Linked DNA regions of Homo sapiens: region 1 is linked to region 2. A link is a contact called in ENCODE Hi-C or POLR2A ChIA-PET data. All regions are on one chromosome and are shown on one strand. Each heading gives the region's core, a stretch centred on a gene start or an enhancer-like site at or near the end of the contact. The rest is flanking DNA. Distances are from core to core; before and after follow the strand shown. Region 1 overlaps EPHB2 (EPH receptor B2). Region 2 overlaps EPHB2 (EPH receptor B2).

What was found. A loop is a pair of places that touch in the nucleus more often than their neighbours do. ChIA-PET counts read pairs that join two places held with the same protein, here RNA polymerase II (POLR2A). Pooled maps may share reads with other maps.
Region 1: a pooled map shows a loop between it and region 2 (2.4-fold over the local background). The contact joins two enhancer-like sites. A Hi-C loop is called at or near these places in 5 of 168 maps with a recorded cell type or tissue (astrocyte of the cerebellum, dorsolateral prefrontal cortex, endothelial cell of hepatic sinusoid and 2 more) and 3 of 50 pooled maps. POLR2A ChIA-PET finds 5 or more read pairs at or near these places in 4 of 52 experiments (H1, K562 and WTC11).

Annotation. Positions count from the first base shown.
Region 1 is chr1:22,812,928-22,816,388 of GRCh38, forward strand. All of the region lies in intron 3 of EPHB2 (EPH receptor B2), which reads left to right. Among named protein-coding and RNA genes, the nearest start is that of MIR4253, 49 kb to the right of the region's middle. Within about 2 kb of position 1,929, at least 7 of the 41 ENCODE cell types and tissues checked have a DNase peak (open chromatin) inside an H3K27ac peak, as active enhancers do; they include dorsolateral prefrontal cortex, where a contact is called at or near this core.
Region 2 is chr1:22,777,746-22,781,104 of GRCh38, forward strand. All of the region lies in intron 1 of EPHB2 (EPH receptor B2), which reads left to right. Among named protein-coding and RNA genes, the nearest start is that of MIR4684, 60 kb to the left of the region's middle. Within about 2 kb of position 1,571, at least 4 of the 41 ENCODE cell types and tissues checked have a DNase peak (open chromatin) inside an H3K27ac peak, as active enhancers do; they include dorsolateral prefrontal cortex, where a contact is called at or near this core.

The DNA of each region.
Region 1 (3,461 bases), core at 679-3,178, 36 kb after region 2:
TTCACTGGCCACAGGAGCCTAAATCTGTGTCTTGTATTTTTCTTCTGTCACCCACAAGCCCCCAGCTGGCTGCTGACATCTAGTACCCTTTTAATTGATGATTTGTAATTTATTATAATTTGGCATATTATATACTTGCGTTATACTTCAGTATCATACTCTGTTATAATTCTATAAAGTCTAGCACCTACCTAGTACTTTTCTGTTTACAAAGCATATCTAGACCCTTCAACTTGCCAGTCAGGCAGGTTCTCTTGTTTTGAGGTGAGGAAACCCAAGCTCAGAGAGGTTCAGTAACTTGTCACAGGTCACACAGCTCCTGAGTGGCAGGACCAGAATTCACACTCTGGGTATTTTGTCTTCCTGGGGCACTGCCGGCAGGGCTAGGATATTTCTGGTGATCTGGAGCCTGACTTGAAGGTGTAGAGTAGGGTGAGGGGTCCACTAGGCATGGGATCAAGAAGAATGGGGTGAAGTTGGGCATCTGAGATCAGAGGCTGAGGGTGGGGAAAAAAGCTCAAGGCCTTATCTGTGGTGCAGTCCGGCTCCTTGTGGGAGCACAAAGGGCCTGTGCCACAGGAGGTTGACCTCGAGATGAGCAGCTGAGGTGGGTGCTGGCAGAGGCTGTGGAGGGGCCATCTGGGAGGTAGGGTCAGCAGTAGGCACCACGAGGCATTGGGAGATGGGTGGGCATGCCCGGATTTTCCTGAATGAAGTGTCCCAGATGAAGCATCACTGTCCACCAGCCATGTGACCACAGCAAGTGACTTCACTCTCTGAACGCTGGTTTCTTCCTCTGCAAAATGGGGGCTACAATGAGAGAAGTTAGGGAGCCTTCACAGCCCTTTGCCCAGAGCACTGGGCACCCTGGCTGGCCAGTATTCTATTCATCCCCCCTGAAATATGCCCTCTGGCCCTCCAAAGACCACACCCCTGTATCTGAGGCTCAGAAATGATAGTCACATGGCTGGGCACAGTGACTCACGCCTGTAATCCCATCGCTTTGGGAGGCTGAGGTGAGCAGATCACTTGAGGTCAGGGGTTCAAGACCAGCCGGCCAACATGGTGAAACCCTCTCTACTGAAAATACAAAAATTAGTAGGACAGGGTGGCGGGCACCTGTAATCCCAGCTACTCAGGAGGCTGAGGCAGGAGACTCTTGAACCTGGGAGGCAGAGGTTGCAGTGAGCCGAGATCGCGCCATTGCACTCCAGCCTGGGCAACGAGAGCGAAACTCCATCTCAAAAAAAAATAAAGGAAAAAGAAATGATACTCACCACATGGATTTGTTGGCTTATCTTTATGTATTTACTGAGGACCCATTGAGTGCCGAACTTGAACATTGCTCAGTGAGGCTAGTAGGGCACTGGGTCCAGGTGCTCAAGCTTATCTGAGAAACAACGAAGAGGCCATTGCAGCTCAGGGTGATGACTGCCCTAATGCAAGTCGACATTCAGGGTGCAGTGGGAGCAGGAGGCGGTGTCCCCAACACTGCCTGGAGGAGGTGGGCTTATATACCTATGCAGGGTGATGCTGGAAAGTGGGGGGGTGCAAATGGAGGGAAACAGACACCCACTAAGCACCTACTCTGTACCACGCTCTGCCCTTTCCATCCATTTCCCTGTCAAGCCTCCTTGCACTGCATCATGGTAGTCTCCTCATGCCCACTTTACAGATGAGGCCACTGAGGCTCAGAAAGGTGAATGCACTGCTTAAGGTCACACAGCCACAAAGCCAACCGCAGCTGAGGTGTATCTACCCTCAAAGCCACTGAGGTTGGTTGAGTGGGCCTGAGGTAGGGCCCAGGGAGGCGGGGAAGAAGCATGGGCTCCGAGCCCAGTGGCCCAGGAGCTATGTTCTCACCAGGCCAGCCGAGGCCACTGGCAGCCGTGGTTTACAAGGCATGGGGCTGGCCTGACTGCTTTGCTTCACAAATGCACGCCGGCTCATCTGGGGTACATTTGCGCCTTTATGAGTGTTCTTCAAAAGCCCAGCTCGGCTCTGTGCCTGTAACCATGGAGACAGCTCTGGGTGGCTGGAACCAGTCGCCCTCTATGGCCACGCGTGAAGGCTGCCAGGTGCTGGGGCCGTCACCACGCTGGGCAGGGCACCCATAGAGGCCTTTCCTGAGAGGTGCTTGTGGATGCCAAGGGGTGAGGGTTTAAATCCAGTTCCCAGGAAAAGTGAAAAGGTCAAGTCTGCTTCATTGACGGCAGAGCCATGTGGGCCAAGACCACCTCTCTGGCCCACCACGTGCCTGCTCTTCCTGGGTAAATGTGAGCCTTCCCTTAGCCCGCCGCCCTTGGAATCAGGACAGGCTAGAGATGGAAGGTGGGGGGTGGTTGTGGGGGGTACAGGAGGCTGGGTTTGAGTCCCAAAGTGCAGCCCCACACAGCCTAAGACCCTCACACCGAAATCCCATTTTCCAAATAGGGAAACCAAGGCCCATAGAAAAGAAATGAGTTGCCCAAGGCCACCCATCAAGGTAGAGGCCAGAGGAAGCCTGGCTGGACCCTGGCTCCGAGTTCAGTGCTCCCTCCAGGCCACCATGAAGCTTCTCAGTGAAACCTGAGGTGGGGCTGGGCCCAGGATCAGGCCGTGTTGGGTGCAGCCAGCCCACGCTGGAGGCTGGCCTGAGCCCTGCATTGGCCCCAGGCCCTTCTTGGCTCTCAATTTTGGTCCAAGTCTCAGGGGCCGTTCAAAGATTCCGAAGGCATGTGAACATTTTGGAAGCAATTTGTCAGTCCTGGAAGCTGCTTGGAGGCTCCAAAGACTGTTTAAAGATTCCAGAATCTGTTATATTTGCAAGGGCTGTTGTTCATAGTTTCCAGAGTGGTTTGCAGGCCCTGGGCGAAGGTCCGGAGGCAGTGTGGGGGTCTGGGGCTGGAAGCATGGCTGGGAGCCCGGGGCGGTGCTGGAAGTGGAACTGACGGCTGTCTAAGCTCCCAGTTTTCTCTCCAAGGGCTCAGTCTATGAAGCCACCATGTCCATCGGGCATCTGCTGTTCTGAGAGGCAGAAGGTGTGTGGGTGTTGGCAGCAGCAGGAGAGGATTTAAAATCCAACTTTACCATTCACGTGCTGTGTCACCTGGAGCCAATTACTTAACCTCTCTGGGCCTTCTTTTCCCCCATCTATACAATGGGACTTAGACCACCTGTGCTGCAAGCCTAACTGTCCACCACCCATCTCATCTCAGGCATCTGTCGGATTAGTCAGAGAACATCCCCATCCAGAACTAGTTAACACTGTTCCTGGGTGTGGACTTGGTGTCTCTATCCAGGGTGGAAGCCTGGCCTTCTGTAATAGCCCTGCCGGCCCTCCTAAAACCAGACCTCTCTGAGCCCCAGCCCTGCTGTGTCTGTCACTGGGGAGGAGCCATGCACTGTGCCAAAGGCCCTGGTTGACCAGGATGTCTGTTCCTACCCATGCCCCGTGGAAGTTTCTGGCTGGTCACAATCCC
Region 2 (3,359 bases), core at 321-2,820:
CAGGCAGACTAAGTTGGAGCCTCTTGGGCCTGCCTTTGCTTTCAGGGGCACCTAGTAAGCCCAAAGGAGGAAGCAGTATGTGCAGGCACTGGGTGGGCCAAAAAGCACTGCACACCATCTAAAAACAGCAGCTATTACTAAGTGAGGATCTACTTTGTGCTGGGCTCCAAGCTGCTATACTTCCAGACTCGGAAGGTATTTTGGCCATTTTCCAGGTGAGGAAACTGAGGCTTAACAAGAGGTAGAACAAATAAAGGTCCGTTTGTTTGTTTGTTTGTTTTGTTTTGTTTTGTCTTCTTAGACATAGTCTTGCTCTGTCGCCCAGGCTGGCGTGCAATGGTGCAATCTCAGCTCACTGCAACCTCTGCCTCCTGGGTTCAAGCAATTTTCATGCCTCAGCCTCCAGGGTAGCTGGGATTACAGGTGTGCATCACCATGCCTGACTAATTTTTGTATTTTTAGTAGAGACGGGGTTTGACCATGTTGGCCAGGCTTGTCTCGAACTCCTGACCTCAAGTGATCTCCCCCCCTCAAAAGGTCCATTTGTAATAGTCTGTGTTTATTTTCCTTCCTTTTATGGCAAGTGATATTGGTTACCAAGCAAGGAAGGGACAGAACTGGTGTTAGAATCCAGATCTCTGTTACCTCCAGAGCCCAGGTCTGTCTGCTCTGCTCATCTGCTCATTTGCCTTTTGTGCAGAGGTAGAGGGAGGGGTTAAAATTGAAAAGCAAAAGACCAGGTTGGGGAGAGAGCATGCTTGTGCTGCCTCCTGCCACAACCCAGAGGGGTGACAGGTTTCCCAGAGCCAGGCCTCCAGGCAAAGCCAGGAGTGGCACAGGAGAAGGGAGCAGAGGAGATGCCGGCCCTCTACCTCCTCCCAAGGGGATCTGCAAACTTCATGTCCTTTGCGTTCCCTTTGTGTCTGCAAACCAGCCAGCCCATTTACTTCCAGTCCTTCTGAGATCCTCCCACTGCTTTGGGCCACTGCTTTGGGCCAGGAGAGGTAGAAGACACAGGGGGACAGTGGGGCCCCCCACCCTAAGCTTCTTGGGAGCCCAGAGTATGAGCACCAACTTTTAGTGTGTGACTTTGGCAAGCCATTTGCCCTCCTTGAGCCCAAGTTTCCACCCGTACGATGAGGATGTCAGTTCCTGGCCCCTCCTTCTCTGGGCCATGGAATCCTCTAGTGTTTGGCCTCTGGGTCAGCCCAGGAATCTAGCCAAGGGATGGGGCCACCTGCTTGGCAGCCTTGCCTCCCCTGCCCGACCCTCTTCTTGTCCCAAGCACAGTCTCTCCTCTGCCTTGTTCGACACAGCTCCCAGCAGCTGTTCCCTGGGCCCAGGCAGAGAGCCCGGCTTGGCGCGTCTCTGGCTGAGGCCGATGAGAGAAAACAGGTTAAAAGTTCAGCCCTTGTTCTCTCCAGGAAGAAAAATCTGTAGCATTCGGAGTGTGAAAAGGAACCCTTTTTTCAGCTCCAAAGCTGCATAATAGAACTTCCCTCCAATTTGCCATCAAAAAGATGCCCTTGGCACTGGCTCTACCATCCCTGGCACCCTTACCCCACACCCCCTCCCTGTGCCAGCCCCCAGTGCAAAGGGACACAGTGACCACAGGCAGTCATGGGGATGCCAGTGCACAGGGACACAAGCCACAGGCAGTTGTGGGGACACTTCTGCATCCTCTCTTGTCAGCTCATGGGTCTGACTGGGGTCACCTCTGACCAAATGCTTCCTCCTGTCCCCACCCTTTATCCCCTCCACCCCTGCCATAGTTCAAACCCTAATTATCTGCCATTTGGACCTTCTCAGCTGCCTAGACACTGGGCACACAGCCCCAGTCTCCTGGTCCTTGTCATTTAGCCCAGACCATCAAACTAATTGTTTCAAGTGACTGAAAGTTTATAGGCTAGGAGGCAAGACACCTGCACTTCCCACTGTGTCACCAACTCCTATGCAATCTTTGGAAGCCCCTTCCCATCCCTGTGCTTCAGTTGCCCTGTCTCCAAAAGGAGGCGGTTGGGCTGGACCAGGGATAGCATCTCAAATGGTTCGTATTTGTTTCCTGGAACACTGTGGCAAGAAGCATCATGTGGCCACAGTATGGGGACTGATGAGTGATGCCTGCCCTGGGCACAGAATTGGAGCATGGCAACAAGCATACCTCTCACCCACTCTCACTGAGCAAGGTGGTGTCACTGTGACCTTCTAGGTCTCTCCCCCTACTCTCTCATAGCTATTTATATTCACACCTCATCTCCACTACCAGACCAGGAACTGCTCCATGGTAGGGTCTTGCTAGCCACGGTTTTCTCTCTCAGGGCACCCAGTGCAGCGCCTGGTACATAATGGGCATCAGGATATTTTGTTGAATGAACGCTTGAAAGGGGTCCATTTAAATTCATTCGGTGTATTGCAATTCCATTCAGAAAGTGTTTGGAAGCCAGAGAGGCAAGGAAAGGGTAGAGGACAGGGGTCCTGAACCTGACCTGGGGAGAATGGGGGTCTCTAGGGCCATGTGGCTCTTCTTCCCCCTAGGCCACATGGCTCCCTGCAGCTGCTGGAATCGGGGGAGGCAAGTGGGGCCCAGGATGGTCCAGGTGCTGACATGTCTCCTGAACCCCCACAGGCCATGTGACAGTTGGCCCCTACTGGGTGCAGTGCTTGCTCTCAACACTTCTCCACTCCTGGGACCCTGTCCTGGGGGCAGAGTTGCCTGAGCCCTGGGGGAGGGGCCCCAGTGATAGGAACATGATGGAAGGCTCCAGGTTTCTAGAGAAAGGGAGAGTGTCCTGACAAGATGTGTGCGCCAGAGGAGCAACGAGGGGAAACTGAGGGGTCTCAGCTGGGACACAAGCACAGCCCCTCTAAGGCCCAAGTTCGTTTTTGAGAGTTTGATGCAAGCTGAAAAGCAAACAGATCCCAGAGTTTGATGTAAAATATCAAGGGTTTAGTGGCAGAGCCTCGGAAACCCATCCAGTAGACTCCAGGTTTAGTGGATGTAAGACCCTCCTCGTCCAGAAAAGGAAGGGAAGGACAGTACCTAGGTTAGTGAGACTAGACTGGCCTAGAGGTAGAGCCTGACCATGATGTAAGGGTGGACTTGGCCTGGAGGGGCGGGGCCTAGAGGAGTGGCATCAGATGATTGGCTAGGCTGTGGGGGTAGGCGGGATAATGGAGTAGAGAGGCGGAGTCTAAACCGAGGGCAGTCTGGAGAGTTAGAGTCAGATGACTGGGGCAATGGAAGTAGGCGGGGCTCTCAGTAAAGAAGGATGAGGGCCCGGCCGTGAGGGTCTGGCCGGGCACGGTGGCTCACGCCTGTACTCCCAGCACTTTGGGAGGGCGAGGCGGGCGGATCACGA